Regions from separate parts of the Mus musculus genome. Here region 2 is linked to region 1. A link is a loop called in an ENCODE intact Hi-C map of the cell type or tissue named here. Cell type or tissue: left cerebral cortex. All regions are shown on one strand. Links, peaks and the distances in the headings refer to the core of each region. The heading gives the core; the rest is flanking DNA.

Region 1 (15,375 bases), core at 2,936-10,935:
TTAATTAAGGGCTGTAACTCCTATTTGCCATAAATACATATACATAAGAGGGGATAGTGCTAACTAAGACTTGGGGAATCATAACTTTTCATGAAACTTTCTTTTTGGTGGATGTAAAATATTCACAGGAAGATGGAAGAAAATGTTACCAATGAACTTATAATAGCTTAGGGAATTCACTGATTCTTCCTCATTTGAAAGTTATAAAGAGTTAAAATGAGAACTGAGAAGAGTAGCAGATCGTTAGCGTTTCAAGAGTCTTGGGTTATATTTTAAATATTTAAATCTCCCAACAAACAGCTCGATCTGTGTTTACGCAGGGGCCTTTCTTGCCCTGCCTGCATACTACTACATACACTTCATGGAAATCAGTGTGGATTCCATACACACAGGGCATCCCGGATGCGGGGAAATCGCTGTGAGTTCTGTTCGCACAGGGGTGTCACACAGGTGGGGGTCATTAACGCTATATTGTTGCATACTATTTTTCATATGCCTTACAATATTTTCTGGAACGTTATTAAAACGAAAGCATTTTATTGCCAAAATAAATCTATGTTGTTACTTCTGCATTAGCAGTAGAAAAATAATGTAGCAAAAATATATATTGTACAGTACAAAATTATAGTATATATATATATTTTGCCAATAAATGAAAATAGATTGAGGAGAAAGAAGCACATTTGTTATAGCACAAACTTACAACAAAACCCACTGTTAAATTTGGCAGTCCTGTTTTTTAGACTTATGTAGATTTGGTTCTCTGTCTTACCAATTTATTTCATCTCTCATATTTGTAATTCTGCTGCTTGATATTTTCCAGCAATTTATTTCATAGCCTTGCAATCTGTGAGTGTAATTTACTTATTTTATTCCTTTACATAAAACATATGAACTTTATTTTGTGTTACGACTCATACTATATTATTCTATTTTCTGTTCCTGTTTCTTCTCCTTTGGTAACAGATGGCACAGCTGGTGAGCTCGCAGGGCTCCTCTGGCCTTTGGATGTTCGAAAGTTTATGTTTTTCCCAGCCTCAAGTTAGAGATCAGTAAAATGTCCCCATGGAAAAATATTAAGTAGGGATTATTTTTGTTTTGTTTTGTTTTGTACTTGATACTATTTGAAGCATAAATTAAAGCTATTAGCTGTATTTTTAAGAGGTGGGAGGGATTAAAAATAATGTTATTAATAGGACACATACTAAAAATAACTATGGCAAAATGATATTAAAAGATACCCCCATTCTGAGGGCTGTTGATATCCCAGGCTATTCCTGTGTCTCTGCTGATGTGGTGGGGGAAATGCCTTTGTCAAATAACTTATTTTCCTTTGCTTATTTATTTCAATAATTTGACCCTTTCATTTTTGTTACATAGATATGCGTAGCGTTCTACAAGGCATGCTGGGGAAAATACACTATGCAAATGTACTGCATGCTTTGTTCTCCCTCCGCTTAGTGGCTTTAAAGAAAAAAAATGTGGTGTTATTTTTGTGAACAAAGACATTTAACAACAACAACAACAAAAAATGCAGAGTGCATGAATACAGTATCCTAATTTCTATGGGTTGTTTTATGGAATTTAAATGTGTACAAAAACTGCATTAATTTTTTCTTTTATATAATAAATGAAAAAAAAAACACAGAAACTAGCATTCTACCTTTCATTTATATTCTGGAAATATACAGAAATTTCCAAATGCCGTAAATCATAAGCAATATTCCTGCAGCTTTTAATGGAAAATAAATTTATATATTTACTCTTTAAAGAAAAAAAAAAGATTCAATGGAGTGACTGATTCCTGATTATTCTGCTAGATTCTATGGGTTCCCTCAAAATAATGTTTTATTAGGAAAGAATGCATTAGTTGCACACACATATAGGAAATAGATTATACTAAAATAAATGTGTGAAATAAGGCTGAATGTAGAAAATATACTAGATAAACCTTAATGTTCTGAAGACACCCTTAAATGGTGAATGTAGCAGTTGCCAAAAGTTTCCAGAATGATAGGTTTGGAATTATATGCTTGGTATTTAGATAATGACTGAGCCTTTCTCACACACCCCAGAGTTGGTTGCTTATGTACTATAACAGGATTGGAATTGGACTTCTCTCTCACAGTGGTATACAAGAAGTTCAAGGGAAATATGTAAGATATCTGTGGAATTAGAATTACACAGTGATGTATTATAGCCACAGACTTTATCACGTTGAATTCATTTGAGCTCCCTGAAAAGGCAGGCAGAGTATAAGTTAACAGAACCAACTGCGACTAAGAAAACCAAAAGCTCATTGTCACTTTTCTCCTCTGGAGTAAATTTTTTTTTAAAAATACATGCATCAGATACTGTCCAGCCAAGTAATGACCTGAATGAAACATGCAAAGCGCTGAGTAAGCACAAGGCATTGGCTGTATGAATAACCCTGTTATTGCAGGGGTCTGACCTAAGACCATCCCAACAACCAGCCAGCAATCTGAAACTCCCAGGAGGAAAACAAAGGTTCCTTGCTGTTGCCTTAACAAGGTATACACCTGAAGCTACCTCTCTAGTTCTTAGCACAGTTCCATTGGACTATAGAAAGAAATTTCTTGTCTTTTCCTATAGCATACAACGTCAGTACAGTAATTTAACTATAGACTCTAACCACTGTCTTCCAGCAATAACTATAAGTTATTCGATGTCCCTGTGTTCAGATCTGCTATCACATCTTCTATGCATGACCAATACAATTCTATTAGATTTAGAATATTGCAAATTATTAGTGATGTCTACTTTTTAATACTCCTTTGTAGAACATCAAACTTGTTTCAACTGGCAGTTGCTCTCTTGGTCAAAGTCCTTAGGCGCTTTTAAGACTGGTCTCAGTTCCGGCTTACTCTTGGGCTTAGCACCTTTTTAACATCCAAGCATCTACTGATGTCCTAGGTGTGTTTTTACTGACTGAAGGGACCATTTTACATTAATGACTCCTGATCCTTTGGGGCAATTATCTGGGGATCCTTTTGCAATAATCCTGGTATGATTTTTTTTTTCTCTAGAAACTATTACTAGTCAACAACCTAGGGTTTCACCCTGTATGAGTCATATGGAGGTAAAGACTGCTTCCCTAATTCTAGCCTCCCTGACTCCGGAAGCACACAGCTGTGTCTTCATGGTAAGAGACTGTCCCCCTCTTATTTGGCTATCCACTCCCTCTGGAGTTGCCTGGGAATTGTTTTTGCTAAGGAGGGCAAATACAGAGCAATGGCAAAGCTCACTGTTTCTCTTTAGTTCCACAGGCTGTTTCCCAGTATCTGGAAACAGTTGTTTCTTGTGTTGTATCCAGTATTCTGCTTGTTAACTGTAGAATGGTAAAGCACATGTTTTACTCTCTCCTGCCTTGAAGCTGAGGTCTTTCATGGCATTTTGCTCATGACTTTAAAAATGGATAAAATATTTAGAAGGTCTCAGAAGGAAGAACAAAATGTTTGATATCCCTCATTAAAGATTCCCAGTTACATCTATAGTTAACAATTTTGTATTTTGTCTACTAAAGTCAGCCAAGATTCTACTAGTCAACTCCATCCCCCCTTCTGTGAGGGACACTTGGAAAATAGCCTAAGAGACCATTTCCTTAATAGAGTTCTAAAACACAGATCTCTAACTTCATGGGTAAATGTAGGTCTGGCATACATTAATAAGTTGCCAAAGACATGTGGGAATTTGTAAAATGACTCAGAGCCGCTAAAGCCCTGCCTAAACTGGATGGGAATGGAATCACTAAAGAGCTCATGTAAGTTGGTTATGCGAACATTGATCTTCTAAACAGCCCACTGGCTATTAAGTATATCCAGATCTAATTCTCCTTTATGTATGCCTCCTCTAAGACTGGCATTTGAACGCAAGCCCCCAAAGAAGATGAAGAACTCTTTCCCATACATTGAGCTATACGGTAGTATATGGTTAGGAGTCAGGCAGAGTATAGTGCTTCATTTCATGTGGCTGTTGAGGATAAGGTCGGGAACAGCTCGAAAGGGCCTTTCACAAGTCTCCCACATTTTTCCGTCTCTGCCTTTTTTTTTTCCCTCCCTTTTACAAACTTAAAGAGGATAGAAAGAGATGATGCTGATTCTACTCTTTTTGTTTGTTTATGTGTGTGGAAGAAGTAGACAACCCCAGTTTCTCTTTGAGTCAAAACTATCACAGTCGTCAGTTAACCTCAGGAATCGACCCTGTTCCTACATCAGGAATATGGAGATCTAGAGTCTACCTGTTTAGCTAAAGGGAACTAAAGTAAACAAAAACAAAACACAGGCAAGAACTCTTCGTTCGGATCAAGTTCGCCAGCGATTACTTATATTTTACTTTTCAGCCACTTATCCTGCGGGGAGTGGGGGTGGGGGTGCGCAGGGGCGCAGAGCTGGACACTCGCATACCAGGAGGCACAACTGTTTAAACTTTAGGCAAGCAGCAGAATGAAGAGCACAGACAGCATTTGGCCATCTATTTAACATGATGGTGACTCCTGAATGAGAGAAAAAGACGATCATATCGTGAAGACCAGTGAGTTTCTTGTCTACAGTCTTTTTGGACTCAGCTCAGACGGCTTTTGTGCCTTAAGATTTTTAAACCGGGGAGATACTTAAGGAAAAGTGTTCTAGCCAAGAGTGGCCTGAGAGCAGAGGGAGATTGGAGAGGGAAGAGCGCTGAGAAGCAAAGGTAGAAGTACGAAAAACCGCAGCGACAAAAAAAAAAAAAAAAAAAAAAAAAATAGGCCAATGATTTCTGCTGCTTGTCAGGGAAAATAGGCTCTAAAGAGACTTAAAGCTTACCATCGTCGGGGTCCAAACCTGGCACTTTTGGAGTTGAGTATGGTTACATATTTGCATTGTGACTTAGAAACAACCTCAAATCCCCGACATTGGCGCGCCTAAAGCGCCGCAGCCTTCCTTCCACTGACCCTCCGCGCCGCAGAGGCCTCCCAGCCCCTCGCCCCGCCTCCAGCCCCCTTGCCCCGCCTCCAGCTCCCTCGCTCCGCCTCCGGGCACGGCGCCTGCGCAGTCCCCTCGCTCCGCCCCGCCCCTGCCCGAGCCACCGCCGGAGAGGAGCTGGGGGAGGACGGTGGCCCGCGAGGTTCGAGCAGACAACGCGGCGGCGATGTCCGCGAGCCAGGCGAGCGCCGCGGCGGTAGCGGCGGGGCCTCGCGCGTGGCTGGGCGGCCTGGGCTGCGGCCTCCCCGCGGGTCCCTGGAAGCGGGCGCGCGGCCGGCGCGGGAGCAGAGGCGGAGGCCCCGGCGCGTCCTTCTGCCCCGCAGCCTGAGCCCGGGAGGCTGGAGGGCTCCGCTGCCCGAGGATGGGAATTCTCTTTACCCGGATCTGGAGGCTGTTCAATCACCAGGGTGAGGCTGGGCCGGGCGGGGAGGTCCCGGCCCTTGTCGGGCAGGAGGGTCGCCTTTGTCTCCGGGGAGCTGGGGAGAGGTTCCTCCCGCCATACACCCATTTCTCCGATTTGATCGCGAGCGCAAAAGGTGCCCTGCCCCACGCCGAGGGCCCAGCGCGCTGCCTGGCCTGCTTCCATCCCCGTCGCCTGCCCGCAATTGTGTTTGGGCCGCACGGGCAACAGCTGGGGTTCTAGAGTGAGGACCGAGGGCCCTGACCCTAGCGGCGCCACCGAGCCCACGGCTTGCAGAATGCGGAAAACTGGAACTAGTGCTGGATCCGTCTGGTTCGCTTTGGGGGGTGGGGGTGGGGGTGGGGGTGGGGGGGATGGGCGGGGAGACCCTCGCTGCGGAATAGTGATGGAGTGTCTCTCCTTTGCGCCGTTTGTCTCAGTGGTAAAGGTCAAGCCTAAGGTCGTTTTCTTTCTTAGGTTATTAGAAGGTTTTGGGTTTTGTTTTGTTTTGTTTTGTTTTTGGCCCTTGTTAAAGTGTTTCGCTGAAAGCTTTTAAAAGCCTGCCTCGGGAGGCAGGCTTCATTAGCATTAGGTAACTAGCAGGTTACTGTGTTAAGTTCGCCTAAATGCAGACATTTGCCACGGAAAGGCATAGGGGATTTATTAAAAAAAAAAATTACAAAATGGGTGTGTGATACTGGAGAGAATATGGTCCTAACAGAACTACATAGTTACTGAAATGAAATATAGTGCTTTTTTTTAAAAAAAGCTCTACTTGCAGTTCATTCCATCTGTCAAGCACGTACAGTTTTTCTCTTGTATAAGCTGGTAGCGTTGTCGCACCCCCACTTTTTCCAGTTAAAACTTAATGAACGGTGGCGCCTACTATTTAGAAGGAGCAGTTGCCGGGCTTGCTCCTCCTCTGGGATAGAGCTGGTTTTATGGGACTTGTAATCCCTAGTGGGTTCTGCTTTTTTTAATAATAATTTTTTTAAAAATGATACCTAAGATAACGGTACTAAATGAAGTGGAAGGCAATAAAGAGGATATTTCCATTAGCTCTGTCTGGTCAGCAGAGAACGTGTGACGGGGTAGTGGTTTCTAGTGGCTTCATAATTCTGTGGGTTTAGATACTCTCACCTAGCACAGGAGGGATTTGTGGGGTCTACAGTTTTTGAATATTTAATCTCTAGGTTTGAAGTACTAAAGGTTACATTGTTGTAGAACTGGTGATATTTGTGTGGGTAATAAGTGTTCTTATTCTAGTTCTGTCCTCTACAGTCTTGAATTTAGTGAGACTAGTGTTTCAGTTCTGCTTTGGTTTAGAAAGACCTTTTGCTTTAAAGTGTCTCTGGTACTGGTCTCACTTTCTTCTTTGAGTCAGTGACCAAACCGTTGCTGTAACTTAAAAAATGAATTAGAACTTTAAAAGAAACTCACCTAGTTGCACATGATAGCAGGAATGCATTGGTAGCAGCACAGATCTTGTGCTCTGCATTTTGTAGTAGCATTTGCCTGAACGTTTACTCAGAGTTTGAAAATTAACAAGAGGATTAATAGAGTCCAGTTCCTAGGAAATTACCAGTCAATAGAGTGAGATCGTGAAGAAAAAAAATCGTTAAATGGTCTCTTCCCAGCTCAGTAGCCTCACGGAATTCACTGTCACAAACACTTGTTGCTAGTCTTGGACCTGTGGAGAAGGGGGCACATAAGTTAGGTGTGTCTTCGATGCTTTGTTTTACAGAAGGATCAGCACACGTTTCTATACTCTTTTCATGGAGAGCTGCGGAGAGAGGCTTTGGGTAATTGCAGAGTTTGCTATATCGATGAACGCAGAGACTTAGCAGCTCTGGCTTCTCAAAAAGCAGCTGCTCAATTAAAGCTGAGCTGGTGAACTGCTTGCTGGGCCCAGAAAACCAGAGCTATGTTTAGGTGGGGCACAGATTCCGGAGCGCTCAAACTTTATTCTAGATACTGCCATTTATTGACACCATTAAAAAGTATTGTAGCTGGGGCTGTAGCTTAGTTGGTAGAGGGCCTGCCTCCCTTTCACCACACCCATTCAAGAGATAACGGGATGTGGTGGTGGGGTCCCCTGTGATCCTGTCACGTAGGATGCACGTCCTTGGTTACATAGTAAAGTTAAGGCCAACCTGGGCTAACATGAGATTCTGTCTCCGAATATTTTCCTGGAAGAGAGGAAGCAGGCTCGAGTGACTTCTGTCAGACAATTGGGAAAGGAAACAAGTGTGTTGATGCTTGTTGATCTTTTTAAGAAGCCACTGTCAGCTTTTCTGTCCCCTCTTTTCTCCCTGTTGACTGAGTTGTGAATCTTTAGCTTAGATTTAGGTTTGCCAACAATGACTGTATCTCTAGAACTTGTTACCAGTGTTTGGTTTAAATACCTTTCTAGGGCAGCAGTTCTCAACCTGTGGGTCTCAATCTCTAAGACCATGGGAAATCATTGATTTTTTTTACTTTTATAACAGTAGCAAAATTATAGTTATGGAGTAGTAACAAAAATTTATGGCTGAGGGGGTCACCACAACATGAGGAACTATGTAAAAGGGTCTTCGAATATGGGAGGCTGAGAACCACGGCTCTGGGTGTTGGGAATAAGTCGGAGAATGAAAGAGACAAATCCCCTCGCCTTTACAAAGCGGCTTGTTATAGTCCAGGGCAGCAGAAAAGAAACCCAGCCTGTCTCTATAGATGAAGGAGCACTTCGTAATTCTGGTGACTTTTGCAACACTGGTTCCAGTTGTTCCATCGGGTGTTGGTTAATCTGCCTCAGTTCTGTTCCTTCTAAAAACTTTCTTCTTTAAAGATGCTCATTAGGGCTTTATTTATTTAAAATAATAGGCCTGGGATGTTAAACAAGGATCTCTAGTGCCAGCGTGTTCTCATCACCCCTACCCCCACCACACACACACACACACACACACACACACACACACCTTTATAAAGAATGTGGTAGGTGAAGGAAGATCCTTTCCAACACCTACGTAGACTGTAAAAGGTTGTGGAGTTTCCCTCTTGGCAGCCTTGCTCCTCCCTCTGCTCATTGGTTGTTAGTTAGGAAAGGAACCAAGTTATGAATGAGTGCTGGCAAAGGCACAGGCTGTGTTGGTCTTGTGTTGGAGAAGCCACCTCAGTTCCTGGTCTTTTTTTCAAGGGAGTTCAACCATGCAGGAGTGTACAGCAGGAAGGTGACTGGACATTGTACGCTGTCAGGAGCTGTCAGGACGCTGCCTCTTAGCTCCAGGTGGAGCTCACTGGAGGGACCTTGGGGGAGGAAATGCTCGTTCCTGGTGACAGTGTGCACTCTGGACGAGCTGTTTGTAGCACATGCACCTTCACCCTTGGTACCTGGGGCTTTCGTGGCATGGTGATTACTTTTATCTTCTCAGCAGGACCTCGCTCTAATCTGTATGAGACATTTTCTTTGTGAGACTTCCCAACCTCAAGTTAGTGTGTGATTTCTGCCTCCTAATGGCTCGCTGATTTTCATCTTTGTTTCTCATTGTTTTTTCCTCCCTCGGCAATGTCTTCAAAGCAAGTCTTTGTTACTGAAGTTTTAGCTTAATCAGGTGTGTCTGAATGTTTGATGTTGGGACGCAACTTGTCATCTACAACGTTCATGCTCAGAATTGCATGGTCAAATTTTACCAAAAAAAAAGTAAAAAACGTCATAGTGTTTTAAATAAATTTATGGCTTTTGTGCTGGGTCATGTAGAATTGACATGCCTGCCAGACCTAGACTTAGTAAGGCTAAGTGATATTTTGAATATGAGATGATAGAGGTGTTTGTGTTTTCCAACTTTATGTAATTCATAGAGATAGAAGGTTTTTAGATGACAGTTACTTTTAATTGTTTTGATTAGTTTACCAAATAGTTGTCAGATACAGACAACCAGTGGACTAGTAGTGTGCCTGGGTGTGTCAGAGAAAAGGAAGGAGGAAAGAACCATGGACAAGAAGTATTTTTATGACAAAACAGTATTGATTGGTAAGGTAGAGGCCAGGTCAAACTCTGAATCCCAGCAGACAATAATGGTGTGTTTGAGCTTTCCTGAGTGCAGGAGTGCTGTGGGGGAAGGCCTTCTAAATGAAGTCATACAAACAGCGATTGCAGTGATTCACAAATGTCACGGAGTTGGAATGGCCAAAGTCTGATTGACATCATTGCCTCCTAATATGTATTGTATGTTCTGTGGAGTATTTGTCTTGAAGCACATTGTAAGATGGAATTCTAGCACTGCAGATCTACATTCTCTATAAAGTGTTGCTATGTCTAGTAAGGAGGAGTGCAGAGTGAGGAAACCGTAAGAGTGTGCGGGAGTCGATTTACTATTAGGACACATATGGATGATCTAATTCTGCATGGGGATAAACTGACTTGTGACTATTGCGTTGGCACCTTTATCTCTTAACCTCTTACACAACTCTGTTTTAATGTTACAGTTCTCATTTTGACTCATACACCCTATCTTTGATTTAGGAAGCCACCAAAACAGTCATTGATACTTTCTTGTAAGCACATTTCCATCTAGTAGTTGGAAGTGAATTCTGTTTGTGGACAAGGCTGTGTGAGCGAGGGATCTGGATTACAGACTCCCCCAGGTTGAACTTCGAACGTACACGCACACGCACAGGCACACGCACACACACACACACACACACACACATGAGTCTGTGGCTCTTTGGAAAATTTAAGTTTTGCACGTGCTTGACTTCAGTTTCTTTTTTTTCTTTCTTTCTTGATATGTCATGATTGCCTTTTATATTACAATAGCTTTACAATCCCTTTGTTGATATGTAGTCTCAGATGGGGTGTGTATTTATGTATTTGGTGGTGGTGTAGGACTTGGATAATTTTGTAAAGTTAAACAGAAGAGCAGTGTCTCCGGAGTGGAGAATAGTGCTAGCAACATTAAATGGAAAGTCGGTGGATAGTCTGGAGATGAGGTCCACAGACAGCTGTCTGGATTCCAAGAAAGGAATTAGGAGCTTAGGATTAAGACATTTACCCTTTGTCACACTCATCCCTTCTCACCTTGTTCGCTGTGATGTGATGTAACCTCCGGCTTCCTATCTGCTTTACCAGCAGGGACCTAGGAGGACATGTGGCCTTCAAAGCCTGTCCCAGCGCCTTCTTCCCTTTCCTGCTCTCACCCAGCCTAACCTTTGCCTGTTAGGGCTTCCTCAATCCCAGTCTTGTGGAACATAAAATAATGGTTCTTTTCACGAGCTAAATCTATTATCTAGCTGTTTTTCCATCTTGGATAGTCTTACCTGTTAAAAAACTTTACACCATGCCTCCAGCTACTGGGTCACACAATGTATCCTCCACCATAGCTCCCACCTCTGGGTTTGTTTGTTTGTTTGTTTGTTTGTTCTAGACACTCTATCCTTTCTTTATCTTGTATCCTGAGAAAATGATTTTTTTTTGTGATGTGAGCCTCTTCCCCTCTGCCTTACTTTAGCATCTATTGCTGCATAGTGTGTCTGCTCAGTATGCTTGCTCGCTTGCTTGTCCTGCTCAGCACTTGCCCTTGTGCGACACCTCCCTCCCATGGAGCCAGATGTGATACCCTCCCCCATGCTTTCCAAAGTGGGTTTGTTGTTGTTGTTGTTGTTTTTGAAAAACAGTGGTTTTAGAATCAGGATCACAAAACAAAGGCAAAGAAGCAAAACTTGTGTACAAACTAGAGGAGGGGTTTAACATGAAAGGTATTGTTTTAGAAACCAGATATAGATTTCCTGCCAGTATCTCCTCTTATTCAGTGTGTGTTTAGAAGCTCAATTTAGAATGTCATTGGAAAGAAGGGTTTTTTTTGTTGTTTTTTGTTTTTTAATGATTATTACAAAGAGTCCTATCCTATTTAACAGTAAGCTGGCATTCATTTCGACAGCCTGTTCCCTGGTGACCAAGATGCTCCAAGGGACCCTCTTTACAAACTCAGGTTAATCTTTAGAGGCAAAAGGATTCATTACCACTGAGAACGTTTAACATGATATGCCTCACACTCTGCAAGCAAGAATGACAAAAGCATTTGAAAAGTTACAGCCCTGCGACAGTGCCTGCTTATAGCTTCCGTACTTAAACAGATACTGTTGTTTGCACACACATGCATGCTTAAGTCATTGTTTATATCATTTGCGGTAGATTCTTGTATTTTGTATTACTTTTGGACTGGTCCTGTTAAGTTTGTAATGTTTCAAGAACACCATTTCATTGATGATTATAAATATATTTTGTTTCTGAGAACTAGAAGTCCGTCTAAATGTTGACCTGTAGCTAATCATGAGGATAGTACAAAATGGATTCCTTCAAGTTAGAACTAAGCTGATATTATAGAAAGGTTCCAGTTAGTTTGTTTTAAAGCTGAGCCTCACTCTGCAACCTTTGCTATGTAAAGTATGTTAGTCTGGAACTCCCCTGCCTCTGCCTCTGGAGTGGTGTGATTAAAGAAGTATGCCAGCACATTAGCTGAAAATCAGTATTCAACTAGGAAATTTTCTTTTTGCCTCAATACCTTTGTAGATGCTTGTATTAACAGAACTGAAGAAAGCATACATCGTACAGCGGCAAGGCTGGAGTGCTGATATTTGCAAGTAAAATTAGAAAGGGTCAGCTGTGCTAGTGAGAAACCGACCTGGAAGAAAGACTTCTTCCCTAGCTAGAAGAACTCAGCTATCTAGTCCTGACGCAGACTGGTCCCACTGTGAAGTACATTCATGGTCATGAAGTCTGTAACATTTGCTTGGTTGGAATCCCACATTTCTCAAGAATTTTCTGATTTTTGGATTTTCGAGGCAGAGTTTCTCTGTGTAGTCCTGGCTGTCCTGGAACTCACTTTGTAGACCAGGCTGGCCTCGAACTCAGAATCCGCCTGCCTCTGCCTCCCGAGTGCTGGGATTAAAGGCATGTGCTACCACACCCGGCTGAGTTTTCTGATTTTAATTCAGCCAAAAAATATACTTTCCTCTGATGGAATTGGTCATTGCTGACTTATTATAATAACACTAAACCATAAATATGTACTAGACATAAATATTATTATAACATAAATATTACTAAAACAAATATGTAATTATTAATATATACAAAAATGTGTGTGTGTGTATGTGTGTATATGAATCTATGTATATATCCATAACAGCTGTTGGGTTAGTAGTGAATATAGCTTGTAAGTGTTAAACCAGGTTAGGGAGCCTGTGTTGTCAGTCAGGTGAGTTTGTTGTTTTTTGAGATCGTGTCTTACCACATTGCCTGGCCCAGCCTGAACCTCTGATCTTCCTGTTAACCTCTCAAGTGTCTGGAAGCACAGCCATGGCCACCATTCCTGGCTTGGCAAGCTCCTTCGTAGCATGTGTCTTCATTGTACTTGCTGGTGTTCTCCTGGGGCAGTCATTTATGTGTGTAACTCTCTGAGGCTGTGGACTTGGGGATGGTAGCAGGATTGAGTTTGCAGAGTCATTAGATAGAAATTTGCCCATGGAACAAACTCTTCTTTTTCTGCTTCCTTTTCACACTTTGCATGGACATACCCAAGGGATGCCTGCACTTCCACACGTTGAACTTCAGTAACTTAAGTCATTTGTAACTGTTGTGACTACATTTGAGGATCCTTTGCTGAGCATAGACTTCCTTAGGCCTAGAAAGAGAAGGTGCTTCTGACTGCCTGGAGAGATTGTTGGAAAGATGAGAAGTGGCCGTGTAGAATGAGAAGAGGCAAAGAAAGTGAGCTTAACAACACAGTCCTTGCTTGATGGAGTATCTTTTGAGCTCTAGGAAGGCTAAAGAGTGTTGTGTGCTGACTTATACCACAGAAACAAAGAAGAATAAAGTGTGGGATCTCTGTGTGTGGTAACTCTCTGCTGGTTTTTATTTCAGAGCACAAAGTTATCATTGTTGGGCTGGACAATGCTGGGAAGACGACCATCCTTTACCAGTTGTAAGTATTAACTGCTTAAAGTTTAATTTTGTTGTTTCTAGTTATTCTCTGTGCTTTTGTGGTATTTGATGGATGAAATCAATGAAAAGTTATGTGGATGCAAGCAGACTAACCGTAAGCCAGAAGCCAGGGACTGTGTGCTGAGCTAGAAATTCGCACGATACCAGGCATGCTCATTGTTTTGCTTTGATCCTCTTGTTTTTAGAAAACAAGGTATCTGTTTATACACTTTGCCTGAATGATCTGTAATATTCTAAAACCATTATTTATTTGAGCTCTTTTATATCTTTAGCTGAATCATTGTGTGAGCGCAAAAACAAGGGCAATTGGGTCTGAGTTAGAAGCCATGTTGACGTACCTTGATGTAAGCATTGGTGAGATGAACTAGCTTCCTCACTAATTTTGTAAACTTTTCCCCTCCTAGTTCCATGAATGAAGTCGTACACACATCTCCTACAATAGGAAGCAATGTGGAAGAGATTGTGGTTAATAATACCCGTTTCCTGATGTGGGATATTGGTGGCCAAGAATCACTTCGTCCTTCCTGGAACACGTACTATACTAACACAGAGGTAACATTCCTAATGCTAGTGCTTGCATGAGCTCCTGAGTCCTGGAACACGTACTATACTAACACAGAGGTAACATTCCTAATGCTAGTGCTTGCATGAGCTCCTGAGTCCTTGAGAAGCATTGGGTTCGAGTCATTACAGTCTTTAAAAATGGAGCGTGAGTACAGTAGTCTTCTATTCCAGTCTTGACTCAGTTAACGTTGAGTCTCTGTAGGGAGAGTTGGTGGGTGATCAGTCGGTTGTTTGTCCAGTAGTTACTCTTAAATGACTTGCATTTCATGATTTCTGATTGCATTTCCTTCTTGATGTTTATATGTGTCTGAGTGGGAGAAATCCCAGCCAAGTAACGGACTCTTATGTGGTTTGAGTCCTAACCAGTTTTTGCCGTGTATTGTCTTTTATGTAGTGTAGTTGCAGCTGAAAAATCTTTTAATCATAAAGCATTTTACACATAATCATATGGTTTTATTTACATGTTACATTCCAAGAGAAAATTTCAAACCTATGACATTTAAATTCATCATCTTCGCCTATAAGTTGAAAGATTCCATCAGTTCTTTTTTAGTGTGTATTGTAAGGCTTTAAAAATATTCTGCATATGTGTGTGTGTGTGTGTGTGTGTGTGTGTGTGGCGCGCATGTGTGTATATATGTGTATTAGCTGGTTCTTGGAGAAAATCAACAAGATAGATAAACCCTTAGCCAGACTCATTAGGATGATGCATCCTAATTAACAAAATCAGAAATGAAAAGGGAGACATAACAACAGATCCTGAGGAAATCTAAAACACCATCAGATCCTTCTACAAAAGGCTATACTCAATAAAACTGGAAAACCTGGATGAAATGGACAACTTCCTAGACAGCTACCAGGTACCAAAGTTAAATCAGGATCAGATTAACGATCTTAACAGTCCCATTTCCCCTAAAGAAATAGAAGCAGTCATTAATAGTCTCCCAACCAAAAAAGCCCAGGACCAGATGGATTTAGTGCAGAGTTCTATCAGACCTTCAAAGAAGACCTAATTGCAATTCTCCTCAAACTATTCCACAAAATAGAAACAGAAGGTACTCTACCCAATTCATTCTATGAAGCCACAATTACTCTGATACCTAAGCCACACAAAGATCCAACAAAGAAAGAGAACTTCAGACCAATTTCCCTTATGAATATCGATGCAAAATACTCAATAAAATCCTCGCAAACCGAATCCAAGAACACATCAAAACAATCATCCATCATGACCAAGTAGGCTTCATCCCAGGGATGCAGGGATGGTTTAATATATGGAAATCTATTAACGAAATCCACTATATAAACAAACTCAAAGACAAAAATCATATGATCATATCATTAGATGCTGAGAAAGCATTTGACAAAATCCAACACCCCTTCATGATAAAACTCATGGACAGATCAGGAATTCAAGGCCCATACCTAAACATAATAAAAGCAATATACAG
Region 2 (15,375 bases), core at 4,174-12,173, 140 kb before region 1:
CATTCCTACAGTCTCTTCTCCATCTTTGTCCCTGCATTTCTTTTAGCCAGGACAAATGAGTTTCTTTATTCTGTTAACTTTTTACGATGAGTTCGAGGTTCTCTGTAAAATGCTTCATTGTACCACATCTAAACAAACAGGCCAAAGAGTATGTGGTACAGACATTCCCATCTTGGGGAATAAGTTGTACTTGGTGTGTAAGTTGTACATGTGACTTTTGTTCCCAGGCTTTTGGTTAGGGCACAGTTAACATCTGGTGCAGCTGAGACAGTGGAAGGTAGTAAGGTTCAACTTAGAGAACCATGTGCTTGGACATGAAACTGGCTTTATTGTAAAATGGGAGAAATGGAAAAGAACTGCCCAGGCTTTTAGTCTTCTTTGTCACATATAAGAATAGGGTTCACAGCTCGGTAGTGTGCCCAAGACACCATTCTCTCTTGACACCCCAGAGAGTGACAGACACTGAGAACAGTCAGCCGGAAGGCTAAGACTAATCAGTTGCCTGAGATGACCCTATCGATGCCCAGCAGTAAAGAGCTAGGACCACTTCTGGAAAGATCTAGAGTGGTCAGTATTTTGGAGTTAGACAGCTCTTCTTGTTTCTCCTTGTGGTTTTAGCATGCTGGGGTTGGGGTGGGGACCCAAAGCTGCACAGAGTATGGCACAACTTGAGATACACAGTCCCCTTATTGTAGAATTTACTTTGCAGAATGTATCTGTCATGCTACCTCCAGTCACTTTGTTCTACTGTTTTTCTGTGCTTCAGTTATTTGCCTGTTACTGTATTAGGCACTGAGTCAGCGGAAGGATGCCTAAGCCATAGAGTCTGCTTTTGAGGGGTATGTGGTATGGCTTTCCTGATGGCCAATAAGTGTTTTTCCACAATTACATTTAGGGAAATATCCGAGTTCTATCTCCATCCTACCCACATGTCCCCCACCAATGTCCCATCTGAACATCTGGTCTACCCAAGAAGAGCTCCCACGTTCACACAAGCCCAACTCAGATCTAAGTTCCTGACACAGGTTTTACAGTTTATAATTAGTTTTCTAACTCCTAAATAGCCCTAAAATTGACCTATAAGTTTTTAGCTCATCTATTTCTCTTTATACTTACTGTCTAGTCTCTACGAGACAAGACTGTATGATTACCTAGGCAGAAAGGACTCAGGGTTTAGAATGTAGCTTCCTGCACTTGGAGTTCAGGTCTTAGAACTGTAATCTTTTGAGACTTTTCTATGGAATAAAGTGTGTAGTGTGTAAAGCTGAGCAAGACATATCTCTTCCTTTTGAATTTTCATCTTGTCACAGAGACATCTATCTACCAGAGGTCTCATACTGTGGTGTGCTTAGCTCACCAGCAGGGGTACAGGAGAGCAGAGGACCAAGGGATTTTAGAAGAACTATTACTTGTGAGAGAAGTGCTTTGGGAAGAGACAAGGGCTGGGATGTAACATGAAGGCATCACCCTTCCAGAAGGGGATGGGGGATGGAGAGGCAGGGATCATCAGTCAAGTGTGGAAACGTGGAAGTTGATGAGATCTTGTTTCTATCAACCAACCATCCAATCAACAAACAACAACTGTCCCCAAACACTTTCCCTTAATGTATTGTCAGTTATTCTTTTGAAACAAAGATGTTGCTAAAACAGCACACCAATGCCATACCTAGATTATATGATTTATAAGCACTTGGATCTGAGCAGACTCCTGCTTCTCAGCAAAAGCATAAAGGTAATTTAGTGAGAGATATTCATGGTCCACAACCTAAAAGCAACACAAACCAAGCAAACCCTCACATTTTACTTTGGAACTTGTTTTGTTGGTTACTACACTGTTTTGACAGCCAAGGTACAGGCCGAACCAAGGATTCAAGACAGTTGTGAACTATTGGGTATTTGGAAAGCCAATCATGCACAAGATACTATACTTGGTAATGGGTTCATGTTGTTGACTAAAGTGCTACATATGTGATGGTTTGACTAAGAGTGTCCCCCATAGGCTCATTTGTTTGAATTCTTAGTCATTAGAGAGTAGCATTACTTGTGTAGGAGGTGTGGCCTTGTTGATGTGGCTTTTTTAGAGGAAGTGTGTCACTTTGAGGTTTCAAAAGCCCAAGCTAGGACTGGTGCCCTCCCTTGTTGCCTGTGGATATAGACATAGAATTCCCAGTTCCTTTTCCAGTACTTTGCCACAATTAAATGCTTCCCCTTATAAGAGTTGTCTGGTGTCTCTTCAAAGCAACAAAACACTAGTCAAGATACCATAGGACTCACATTCCCATGAGCTATGGACTTTATCCATCATTTTCACCTGTGTGTGCTCATGGGAGGAAGTAGAGTTCAGAGTAAAGGGTCAGGATAGACAAACCCTGGTTATAGATGGTAATGAATGTATTCAAGGACTCTGGGTTGGTTATACACTGGAGAGAGTACAGAAGAAGGAATCTAAGAAATGAAATCCTGTGCTAGTTCATGTTCGGGATTTGACCTTTATTTTAAAATAGTGAGAAGGCATTAAGAGAACTTTTAATAGAGACAACACAATCTGGTTTTTTTTTTTTTTTGGAAGAGATTTTAGGTGGCCCACAAGAATGGATGGACTTTTACTGGGTATCAAATCCTCAAAGGGAAGGCATACACACACACACACACACACACACACACACACACACACCCTAAAAGTAGTACAAAATAGAAAATTTCACAAATTGAACATTAATACCTAACCCAACCCCAAACCATTTATCCTCTGGAGCAAATCTAGAATCATTGGGTGGAAGGAGCCCCACATTGGTGGGAGGGGTCTGGGCCACACCAAGTAGTGCTTTGGTAGCTGATTCATCTGTGCTGGCTCAGGATTCATCTCAGGCTGCTCTCTTCCTGCTTCCCACTCCTGCTGAAGCTCTGCAGATAAAAGGGATTACGTCCCATTTCTCATCGGCGTTTCTCAAAATGTGAGAGCTTCGAGCACGGCCTTCTCCTTGGTCCAGGTCTTGCTTCAGAATGTCTGTGGAAGCCTGTCATCCTCCAGTTGGCTTTGTGGCCACAGCCATTTCTTGATCTGAGTGTTCCTGGTCTTACTGTGGCTGTGAGGAGCAGTCAGTGACTTACAGCTAAAGCTGGAATTGGAACCTTAGTAACAGGATGGGGAGGGGAGCCATGGAATAATCTCCTAGGTGTGTTTTGGAAAATAAATAATATAGCATTTATGAAAATTGTGGCATTATAGGACTTTTCCCCCAAGAATTTGACTCTTTTTTTTTTCCCAACAGAAATTTGAGAAGGTAAGAGATTCTGAGTAATATGTCAATCATAGGGGAATCTGTCACTTTCTGGCAAGTTGAGTAGGCCATGGGTATTTTTATTTTATATACCTTACCTTCACTCACTCTTTTATGAATTATGAAGTATTTTCTTCTGAATCCATCAAACATGACAGGGAAGAGGGGAACTGGTCCACATAGTCTTACCTGGGGTATCTCAAGAGTTTTCTGTCTCTGCCTCTTTATCCTTACCTCTGTCTTTCTATTCTCCTTTCGCCTCCTAGTTTTGATCAGTAGTAGCATTTGCTATAGGGTCTTCCTGAGGGTGCTTTCCTAGGCAATGGGGTGGGATGTGTGTGTGTGTGGGGGGGGGGGTAATAAAATAAACAATTGGAGAGGCTAACATGAGATCAGGAGAGCACACCAGAGACCAGAGATTCTGGAGTGCTGGGAGGTAGAGGCACTCCAGGGAACATGCCAACATTAGCATAAGGAGCCATCATCCACCAGGCCAGATAAAGCAGGTAGGCAGCCGGAAGGAGCTGGCATGAAGCTAAGTAGGGCAACAGGAGGCAGGATGCTAGTCTCAGCTTTGGTCACAGAACCCAGGCACCTAAGTGGGAATTGACAGGATCAGGCGTGTATCAGGTGCAACTATTTGGAAATTTACTCCATAGGCAAAGGGTTGTAGAAGCTGTCACTATGCACAGTGCACGGTGCATGTCCTTCCAGGAGCAGCCTATACACCTCTGCTTATACTCTACTTACCTTAAACAAAAGCCAAGTCTCCCACTCTGTGTCACTTGTGCCTTCCATGTATTGCATTAGCGCATCAGCTCCTGAACTCACCTGTTACCTTATGGTTACAGATGAGGCCCAGAGGGATTCCAGAACATGCCTGGGTAGTAAGGACAAACCCAGAACACTGTAGCAAAAGCCCGACAAGATGTAGAATCCCACATCTGTTTTTGAATTTTTCTTTGCTTATTCCCCTTTCTTCTATGTTGCCACTACCTGTCTGGGGAAGTCAGGGCAGAGCCAAAGCTATAGAAGCCACATTTGCACTACCCCACAGAGATCTAGATGCAAGGAATGCTTAAGTGCTTGCAGAGAAAAGGAGAAAGTCAGTTAGCAGAGCATGGACAGCATCAAAATAGCAGTGTAAGCCCAGGGCTAAATTGCCAAAGGGCTTGAGCTTGTATTCGGTCCATAGAGCCAACAGGAAGGCTGGGCGTCCTGTCTCCTCTCTCTGGACCTCTCAGAGTCCTGCCATAGAATATATAATTACATTGACTTAGAAGAGTTAGGTTTCAGAGAAATCTGGCAGGAAAAAAGTGGGTATCAATTTCTTTTAAAACTTCTAAAACTGCTCCAACTGTCTTGTTCATGCTTACCCACAATTCACAGCATGCCACCTTACTCTCACCTTTCTGTTTCCCTCTGTTGTCCTTACCAAACATTAGAGGATGAAAATCCTGGGTCTGCTATTTTCCAGAAAACCTCACAGATTTGCTGAATCACAAGGCTCAGTGTTTGGTAAAGAAGGCTAACTTCTCATAGATCACCAAAGCTAGAGGAAGAAATTTTGTCTTGTTATATCAGGTGGTTTGGTAAGGGCCTTGCCATTTCCTCGACCTTACCAAAACAGTTGAGACATTTGTCAAACACCAACAAGCAGCTCTCCAAGAACTGTGTAGGATTTGTACATAGAAGCATCCTGGTGGCGCCTTCGTGCAGAATCTTCTGACTCGGAGCCACTGATTTAAGGAGAGGTGAAAGGAAGTGGGTTTGTGGAAACCCTGTCAGGAGAGCACCCTCAAATTGGGCTAGCCTCTGTGGGAGGTTCTGTGGTTTTGGAAGCCACTCAGCAGCGAGAGAGAGATGTGGCACTGAAGAATACCAACACAAGATGAGCCTCAGGGATTTCCGAGAATCCCAGTTTAATGTGAGGTAGGAAATCAGAGGAGGAAGTGATGTCGTCTTTTCAGCCTGGAAAACTCAGTGTCAAAAGTGGGAGGATCCCATCTTTAGTTTCTTTGCATTTCTTGCTGGGGGTGGGGTGGGGGATATACTCTTAAACTTTGGCTTTTGGAATTTGAACCTGATGGAGCCATGGGACTCCTTTATCGAAAGCTGGGGACTTGAGACGGTGTGAAACAGGAGGCTTTGAGGGACCTTTCAGAACTTCCAAGCCAGGCAGAGCATTCGGGGACAGAGATGGCCAGTTCCCGCGTCCTTCTAGAGTTCTAAGTTCCTTTTTCTGTTGATGCCCAAGAGTCCCAGAAACAAGTCCCTCACCAAGGTTCTTCTGAACTCTGGGTTCAGCATGCATACACACATTCATATACAAGAATATATATCACATATACACATAGAATTGGAGAGGGGAGGGAAGGGGAGGGGAGGGGAGGAGAGGGGAGGAGGAGATAAAGGAGGAGGAGGGGGAAGAGGAGGCTTTGAAGAAATCAATTTATTTTTTTAAATGTCTGGATTGAATGACTTCTGGGGTCCCTTATTGGCTTGTGATTCTGAGTCAGACATATTTCTCTGATTCCTGGGAAGCAGGCAGAGGCAGCCTTCTCCTGCCACTGTCACTCCTGCCCTTCCTGAGCAAGAAGAGTATGGGTTTGCAAGGAATAACACAACTGCTGCTCTTGACTCTGGACCTCTGGACCCGCAAGCTAGCCTGAGTCAGATGGCAGACTGTTGTATGAGATACTCGTGATGCAAGCTCCTGCTCTGGACAACCCACCTCTTAGGCCTGGTGTTAGCATTAGCAGATAGTGCTAGATGAAGGGGGGCAGTTGAGTCTTGCAGGATTTCTCAGCAGGGAGTGTTTCACCCATTTTGGTCAATTCTGAAAACAGACCACTTCTTTTTTCTCTTTTTAATGGACTCTTGTTTAAAAATAATCAGGAAACAGCTATACTCTCAGTTGCAATAGTAAAGTAAAAAAACTATCCTGGAGAATTTGAGGAAAAAAAAAAAACCTTGTCTTCGCTGGAGTTCCTTATTGGCTTGTGATTCTGAGTCAGACATATTCCTGGGTAGGCACAGACTCAAAGATGATAGCTATCCTGTGTGAGTTTGTCATCTAGGGAGTCTGGAGGACCCAGTCTGGAGGTCACCTTGCCATCTTCTAGATTTGAAAGGGATTAGGTATTGAGAGATGCAAACGTGACTGAAAGCCAGCAGTGGTTGGACCATCATAGACGTGGAAGAAGGGATGTCAGCTGCTCTCAGCTCTGGTAGCTCTTGGGTTACTTTTGATGACTTGGTTTGCTGCTCTGGACTTAGGCCTTTCAGACTGACTGGAGGAATGGCCTCCTTTCTCAGGTCTGGGCCGGTGACTCCTTGCTGAGGTCCTGTGAGCTACAGCCAATGACTTCTGGCTGACAAAGCAGGGTTGTTGCTGGTAAGTGTTTATGTCTCACTTCGGAGCTGCAAAGTTCTTTCTCCGAGTTATTTCTTCCCTCAGAGTCTGAAGCCCGCAGAGGCAGTGCCTGACTGGCCTAGGTCAGCTGGTAAGTTAGTGGCAAAGCTGATACGGCGTTGCTGGGTTATTTCTTACCCCATGATTCATACAGTTTCTCAAGATGATGCTATTTGCCCCTTACCAATTTCTTTCCAATTTTAGCTGGATTCTTTTTAGTGTGGGCTGTAGGTTTTCCTGGGTCAGGCTGCAATCTATTACTGGTGAGCAGACAGCCATAGGTAAGTGGGGGAACTCTATCTCAGGTGACCCCATTATAGAATTTGTCCTCCATCAGCGTGAGGATGGTGTGGGAACAGAGGGTTGGGGTGAGACCTTCCTGTGTGACTTGTGGGGAAGGAGCAGCAGTGTTCGGGATTATTAGAGATACGGGAAATAGTGGTATAAGAAGCAGAGGGAGGAGTCTCGCAGAAGCATAGTCTGTTACTTAAGAGGAATTTTAAATAAATTGAACTAAAAGAATGTTCAATTCTGCACCTAAAAGTTGAGAGGTTTTGGCTACCTCTACAGACTTCACTAGTGGCACAAGAGTGTTATCTTGCCAGTAAGGCAGAGAGAGACACTGGTGAAAATATGGAAAACTTTTCCTATACAAATGCCACAAACCTTACCATCTGGTATTTTATCTACTTTCCTTCATTTAGATTAAAATTTTCTCTATGACTTAGTGTCCCTTAACTTAAGTCACCTCTGCAAAGTACAGATGTTGGATGGAGATCGGTGTCTGCCTATGCCTGTCTTTATGAAATACTCAAAAAATAAAACCTCTCTTTTGCTCCCTCCTCCAACTGTGCATTTAACAAAGAGGATGAATGGCTGTAATTCGAGTATCTGATAGCCCTCCTTCCTAAACATTGAAACAGCCTTTTGGCTACTGCTAAGTGTTCGTTGTAGAGCTAGCAATGCGTGAGAAACAGGAAGCATCTCTGTGCTGGGTAGGATGCTCAGAGTCACCCTCCACTCTCTCAGGGAACGCTCTTCAGCTGACTGAAGCAGGGGAGCTGAGCCAATCAGAGGCCGCTTTCCTAGCTCTGTCACCAGTCTGTGCTTGAGGAAGGCTTTTGCTTTTTATGCTCTGTATTGGAGAGGCAGATAAAATGCCAGGTCTGCATGTCTCTGGGGATAACCTCGCCCTGTATGATGTGAACGAATAACATCTTGCCTGGTAAATCCACAGGAATTGATAAGGCAGCGCAGCTCTTCCAAAGAGGCCTTTTATTATTATTATTTTTTCTTTTAAGCTCTAGCTGTGGTTTCTGCAGCAATTTTGTTTTTGCCTTAAAAGAGGTGCTGTGGATTATTACACCTCCATGTATGACAATTTGTACCTGCATGGAGTTGAAGACTCGGAGGCTGTAAGTATTTCATAGATAGCCGGTTCCCTCTCTCCTCCTCTTCCTCCTCCCACTCCCCCCTCCTATTTCTTAGGCAACGCAGGAAACATGGAGCTGAAAGCCAACAGCATTGGGGTGCTTGCTGGCAGCTGTGTATGCTCTGTGTAGTGTGTAGCTAACTGAAATCATTTATTGTCAAGCAAAAGGGCAATTAACTTGATAGCAAAGGCATCTAAGAGAATAGGTTGTTGGGATTTCTCTGTGACCAGGGCCAGGGTTGATTCATGATGGGTAACTGCCCCTTGTAGACTGGCTTAAACTATGCAGAAAGTGCTGTTTTTTCCAGTAGCGGGGTTCACGGGAAAGACTCGTTCTTTATATAATAACATTGTTTGTTGAGCTAGCATAAATGGAAGGTCCTCAGCTATAGCTGTTATTATGTGCTTACTGGCCAGACAAACAGTGTGCTTTCTGCTGCTTCTTTGTTAAGGAAATGAGATGCAAAGGGTCGCGCACACAATACTCCAGTGCAGAGGCGGTAGGTGGTGTCCCTCTACTCTGCCCTGGGAGACCGAAGTGAACTCATGTGTGTTTGGTCTTAGAAAACTGGACTCCGGCCCCTGACAGCTCAGCCTCCTGCAATGTTTCACCATCAGGATGAGATGATTTTCTGCAATCCCCGAATTTGTAGCATAGTATGCTGTACAGTTTACACAGAGGTTAAAGCTGACGGCTGGATGCTTCATTTTTTTTTTTTTTAACTCTTGCTGGGGGCAGCACCTGTTTCTGCATCACTTACGTAGACACCTTGCAAGGAAGGATGATGAGGGGTTGCCCATGGGACATGCTGTGGGGCGTCTGAATTTTATGAGTATAATGCTGTGTGTGTTGCCACATTCAAAACAGAAATGTGTTATATAAGGGTCTCTGGCTAAATCACCCAATAAACAGATTATAGCAGAAAAAAAAAAAGAACCCTATGGCATATGTCAGTATAGCAGTATGCATCATAACTGCTGTCCGTGAAAGATAGCTACCCTTGGGTCTCAGAAGGCTTCCCATTTTCCCTTGCTGCCTGTGTTAGCTGTAACTCTAACTCTTCTCCTGCAAACTCGTTCTGTGTTCCACCCAGCGTGCTTCAAGTGACCAGACTGTCAATTCTTTGCAAGGGGCCATAGTTGTGCTGTTGGGGCTTGAAGTCACGAAGGCCTACTCTGGCAGGTAGGGTTGAGGGATGGAAGAGACTCTAGGAGTTCAGTCAAGCAGCTATTCACAGCTGGGCTCTTCAGGAGGCCTGACTATCTTCTTACACTCTGTCTCCCTCCACACTCAGTTATGAAACGTCTGATCCCTCGTTGAGTTGTAAGTTTTATTTCTGACCATGATTTTTAAACTTGGGAAGTCAGTGTTGCTTTGAAGTGGATCGGAGTTTGTTGTCGCTCTTTCCAGAAACGCTTTTAGAAGCCAGCTGCCGCAAGCAGCGGAGTCGCCTAGGAACTAATGTGAGCAGAGTCGCCTAGGAACTAATGTGAGCAGCCCCTTCTTCTCTAGAACTGTGTAAATTTCAGATGCACCAGGTCAGAGGGGAAGCATTCTAAGTACAGAAACATTTGTCTTTCCTTTTGGTCCAGCCTCTCAGGACAGCAGGTTTTCCTGTAGGGTGGGATATGAAGAGTGTCCTGGCCTGACTTACCGGTTAGAGCCGATGGCGGGTAGGGTTAGGTACTGCAGTGGTGCGTTCCTAGTGACTCAGTGGTGGCTAGCAGGCTGAGCTCCTGGGGCCGTGTACATCCACAGAGGTGGGCAGAAGTGAGGAGCGATTTGGGGTGGGATGGGGACCATGGTACATAAAGCAGAGGGGAAGACGAAGATGTTCGGAGGGCTGACCTGACCCTGAATGCTCATTCGAGTTTATTTGTTTTTATAAGGAAGAATAATGTGATGTGTTACCCGAGATGGTGTGAACAGAGCTTCAAGCCAATGGAGACGACTAGGCCTAAATAGCTGAGCCGGTGGAGTGCCAGATAAAGCCACACCTGGAGTGCCACATCCCCAGCCGTCTCTCTCAGTGCCAATGCATTGATGGCTGTAAGTGTGGGGTTTGCCCAGATCGAAGCCGAGCTCTTGGAGTAGGTCTGCTGGATAGGTGTGTGGAGAGGCTTCACTGAGGCGACCAGCTGCAACCCGAGGATAGACAGGCACTAAGAGCTGAGAACGGCGTGTTCTCTGGGTGGGGGGCTGGGGAGTCCCTACGGCACTGTGCTACTACTGCAGAGCTTGTGGGGTGCATGGAGCTCAGCGTATCAGACATGCTACTAGTCAGTCTGTCCACGCAGTGAGACTATAACAGGTCATCTTGCCTACAGACAGATGTTTTACGCTAAGAATAAAGTCTTGATATACACTGTCAGCATGTCTTGGCTCCATGGTCTAAGAGAGATTTAGGCACTGTGGTGGGGTATTTTGTTGTTGTTGTTGTTGTTCATTTGTTTTTTTGTTTGTTTTTGTTTTTGAGTCTGACCCACAGATAGATATAAATATAGATGTTATCCTTGTAGGGCCCTAGTTTGAAACCTGAAGCCTGTAGCCTCTGTCTCTCACTACACATGTAAGAAAGGGCAAAGAAGCTTGCCAGAATGGTTTAGTAAACACGTATCATATTTTTAAGTCCTGAGGAGTCTGTTTGGACAGGTCTGTTAACTTCTGTTTTGGTTACCAGACAAGTAGCAAAGGACCAGGACCATCTCTAAGTATAAGAAAATACAAAAAGGTCACTCAGTGGCCCCCAGCCAGGCCTTTCTTTCATCAGCGTAGGGGAGTTCACATAGACTGCTACATTACTTCACACTTTTGTTTTTTACTGAAGATGAAAACCAGGGACTTGTGCATTCTAGGCATGGGCTCTAACACTGAGCTACGTCCACAGCCCACATTACTTTGTGAGTCACCTTAACACAGATAATGCAGTATGCACCTAAGATGTGTCTATGCCGATCCTGGGCCACTTACAATGGGTCGTGTACACAGGCTGCCATTGGCTTCTGTGTAAGTGTTACCCAGCACTCTATGTTTACTGCTCCAGTATATCTTAATACAGGTCCTGGTGGCTTATTATACAAATAATACACTTTTTGTTTGTTTTTTAAAGAGAAATGAATAAGGAGAGTTGAAAAGCAGAAAAAGTTGCCCGAGACCCACTACTCTCCGATAGTCAATGCTTATTATAACATGCTGCTTTTGGCCGTCATGACATATATATCCTTGCAAATAGATTGTTTTCAGCCTGCTGCTGTGTGTTACATGCTGGTCTGTTAAGTGTTGTCCTCACCTGACTAAAGATCAAGCACACTAACACTGACACCGGCCTGTGCAGAGAGTGCTCGGCACAGCCATATAGAATTCCGAATGACCTAAAAGAAATTTAGATGCTCAGAGTATTTTGCAAAGTGAAGCCAGGGCTAACCATACATACTAGTTGGTTCCATTTTCCCCAGCTCTTCCATTTCCAAATGCCCAAATTTTAAAGCATTGAAAGAGAGAAACTTGGTCATTTTCCAAGAGAAAAATGATCGGGTCTTAATTCAAAGCACTTATTACCCAGGAAAATACAGTCTTTAAATATTGAAAGAAAACATAAAGTGGTTATCAATACCATTAGAGATAGTGATGAGAGATAAAGGGAGAGAAAATTGTACCAATTATAATGTATATGTTTTGTTTGAATGCATGCGTTTAAATGTCTATGTACTGCATACTATTCTAAGAATAACTATATATTAATTTTTGAAGATATTTGTTTTCAATAAGCTGTATAACTATGTGTGTCTAAACATCTGTGCATCCACATGTGCATATGTACTGTGCAGTCTCATACATCACACACATTCCTATGTAGATATGCTTCATGCTCTGTTAACTGATGGTTTATACTAAGCGGCAGATTTCTAGCACAGAAGTTTGGAGAAGGAAAATTATTATTAACTGCCGTGGATGTGAACAAAGCTACCCAAGAGGGTTGAAAAGCCACACTCGACAACAGAGTGAAGGAATTCCATTTTAAAGTTGTTCTATGCGAAGATATGTCCTTGCGCTTCTTAACGAGGAAGATAAACTTCAAACGGAGGGGTGATGTGTTTAAGGGCCTCCAGAAAAATGTCCTAGAGATACTTAGGTTTGGATTTCTCTTGGAAGCAGGCAGACCAAGGCCTTTATGCTTCTGGGGCAGAGAGTCTTGACTGTCCATTTCTAGAGTATGAAAACTGGTCTGTAACCGAGTCTGAAGATGGGGTTTTGGCATCTGTGGCTAGTGAAGTAAATCAAGTGCTTATGGTTTGTATGAGAGATCTCACGGAGACATGTAGGTGTTTTACTTAGCTGAGCTATTGTGGTAATAAGCCAGGGTCTGAGAAGTAAATGATGTACATACCCTTCCTTCAATCAAATTCCTATAAATTCTAAAATATGTATAGGAATGCTTTCCATACTGAATTATGATGATGCTAAGAGAGAAATTCCTTAAATTTGACCAGAGGCCATGAATTTGCCCCTCCTGCTACTTCCCTGTTTGTTTTCCATTTTGGGGTGATAGATAGATGAGAGCGTGACTCTCAGTCATCCCATCAGCTCTGCCCAGGTGCTTCTGTGTTCTCTCCTGACAGCTTTTCTCCTCTTTAGACTACAGTGGCTCACGGTAAGCTATTTTTGCCTTGAATGACTCAAGTGCTCCTGGGAAGAACTCAAGGGGTTTATCTTGGCTCACGGTTTCAGAGGGTTCTTGGCCTCATGTGTTTGGGTAGAACGTCACTGTGGCAGCAGTGCATGGCAGAGGAACATCTTCATCTCATGCTAGATAAGAGGCAGAGAAAAAGGAAGACAGGAAGGGCCCAGGGTATGGTTTCTGTGATCTACTTCCTTCAACTAGGTCTAAATTCCTTCCTCTTACCACTTCTTGATAATACCATTATATTATTAATCCATGAGGACAAGGCTCCATTAGTTAGACAAGAGTCCTCAGAATCCAGCCACTTCCTGAAAGTCCATCTTCTGGCAAAGAAGCCTTTTGAGGGATCTTGTTCACAGTGTAGCATGACTGAGTCCAGAGTTTTATAATACCATGACTCCAGTTGTATGACCTCAGTAAATGCCACATCACTCTGTGGAACTTAGATCTGTGCGACACTCAGTAGAAAGTCAGCAGTGACTATGTAAACCCATCATAAGGTGAAGGGCCCACAGGTTTCCCTCTGCCTCTGTCTTTCTTTTCCAATGACCTTCGTACTGGGTCAATAGTCATTGTCATTCTGTTCTCCATCTCTTCTTTAACATCGCTTCTCTGGGTAAGCAACTGGAAGGGAAATAGAGAATAAAACTACACTGGTTATCATTTTCCATCTCATCTTGCCTCTCCCATTTGTCCTTTCAAACAATAGTCATATCATATATCATAATCTCACTCAGGTATCAGTGGACTTAAGTTGAAGATTAGACCCAGCAAACTCTACAGAGCTATATCCTTAAAAACCAGGCAGACTTTAATGCTTTTAGCATGTTTGTACCAGCCACAGGAGCTGTGAAAACAGCAATTTTAGTAGCCACCTTACAATGAACTCTTTTTGCTTGAGAATTTTTTATGCAACCCTGGGTATATAAATCCACAAAAATAGATACCCAATTTAAGAACTTAACTGATAATAAATCATAAATGTATTTTCAAACAGTTGTTTTGGGCTGGCAAAATGGCTCAGCAGGTAAAAATGCTTGGTGTACAAGCCTAATGATCTAAATTCAATCTTCATAAACCAGATAATGGTGGACTGAGAGAAAAGGTCCCACAAAGTTGTCCTATGCCGGCCCCCATATGTCCACACATACATAATTATGCATATGTGATAAAAATGCAGAATGTCTTAAAGCAATTCCTTTGCTATACATATAATTTCACCATCTATTAAAGACAAAATCAAATTTGTATACTCATTAAATGAATATACTTGTTTATTCTTTAATTTTTTTCAGTTCCTGTCTTTTGTTAACCATTACCTGTTTTCTGGTTTGTTGAAGTAGTTAAGTCAGACAACACTTGCCACAAGTGCTGTCTGTCAAAGTGACTGACAATGAAATCTCCAGTACTACATTTATCCGAAGGACACTCTCGACAAAGGCAACTAATTTTGCATTTTTAATCCACCTTACAGTATTTCAGCACAGCAAACCCAGCCTTTCTTCTGTGCTTATTCTTCTTGGGAAAGAAAAACTTCTCCCTTTTCTCAGCAACACCATGAAGTCTCAACACAGGATGAGGGGTGGAGTCACTATGAATGCTAAGGTTGGACAAAGTAGGGCATCATCCAACTGCTTACTAGCAGGGAACAGCCTTTGCTGATCAGAAGTTAATTCCCTCCTTAACCTGGATCTTAGGTTTTACATTTTCTGTAGCATCTGAGGGTTTAGCCTCAAGGGAGATTACCTGTCTTTTCCATAAGGGTCTTTATGATAAACTGCATGCTGGTATCAGTTTCTGCTGTTTACTTTTATATAAAGAACTAAGCTGGGCATGATAGCACATGCCTTTAATCTCAGCATTCTGGATGTAGAGGCAAGTGAATCTCTGTGAGTTCAAGACCAGCTCTGTCTATATAGTAAGTTCCAGGACAGCCAGGGCTACATAGAAAGATGCCTTTTCAAATAAACCAACAAGCAAACAAACAAGGGAAGAGAGAGAGAGAGAGAGAGAGAGAGAGAGAGAGAGAGAGAGAGAGAGAGAGAGAGAGAGAGAGAAGAAAGAAGAAAGAAAGAAGAAAGAAAGAAGAAAACAGAAAGAAAGAAAGAAAGAAAGAAAGAAAGAAAGAAAGAAAGAAAGAAAGAAAGAAAGAAAGAAAGGGAGAAAGAAAGAAAGAAAGAAAGAAAGAAAGAAAGAAAGAGAGAAAGAAAGGGAGAAAGAAAGAAAGAAAGAAAGAAAGGGAGAAAGAAAGAAAGAAAGAAAGAAAGAAAGAAAGAAAGAAAGAAAGAAAGAAAGAAAGGGAGAGGGAAGGAAAGAAGGAAAGGAAGGAAGGAAGGAAGGAAGGAAGGAAGGAAGGAAGGAAGGAAGGAAGGAAGGAAGGAAGAATCCTTTTTTCATGCAGAGATGGCTCAGTGGTTGAAAGCATTGGCTGCTCTTCCAGAGGACCTGGGTTTGATTCAGCACTCACATGGTAGCTCATGTCTGTCTCTGACTCCAGTTCTAGGGAAATCTAACACTCTCTTATGGCCTTTGCAGGTATCAGGTACTCACGTGGTACAGAGACAT

Evidence for each region. Peaks named below come from ENCODE experiments on the same cell type or tissue, not always from the same donor. Only the 100,000 strongest peaks of a DNase experiment are listed, where the experiment ranks them.
Region 2: a loop joins it to region 1, with 4 times the contacts of the local background. A loop is called at or near these places in 2 of 42 quality-filtered maps.

The regions. Positions count from the first base shown.
Region 1 is chr2:52,414,601-52,429,975 of GRCm38, reverse strand. Arl5a (ADP-ribosylation factor-like 5A) reads left to right here and starts at 5,102. Exons shown (of 6, transcript NM_182994.2): 1 at 5,102-5,386; 2 at 13,280-13,340; 3 at 13,765-13,912. The coding sequence starts at 5,341. A430018G15Rik (RIKEN cDNA A430018G15 gene) reads right to left here and starts at 4,964. Exons shown (of 3, transcript NR_165461.1): 1 at 4,821-4,964. It overlaps Cacnb4 (calcium channel, voltage-dependent, beta 4 subunit), which reads left to right. Exons shown (of 14, transcript NM_001037099.2): 14 at 1-1,656. In left cerebral cortex, for the core only: no CTCF peak of the experiment used is centred there; DNase peaks (open chromatin) are centred at 3,778, 4,574, 5,053 and 6,237; H3K4me3 peaks cover 3,135 bases; H3K27ac peaks cover 1,154 bases.
Region 2 is chr2:52,551,005-52,566,379 of GRCm38, reverse strand. The region is part of intron 2 of Cacnb4 (calcium channel, voltage-dependent, beta 4 subunit); the gene reads left to right. Among named protein-coding and RNA genes, the nearest start is that of Cacnb4, 120 kb to the left of the region's middle. In left cerebral cortex, for the core only: no CTCF peak of the experiment used is centred there; DNase peaks (open chromatin) are centred at 7,757, 8,340, 9,519 and 10,106; H3K4me3 peaks cover 3,217 bases; H3K27ac peaks cover 2,144 bases.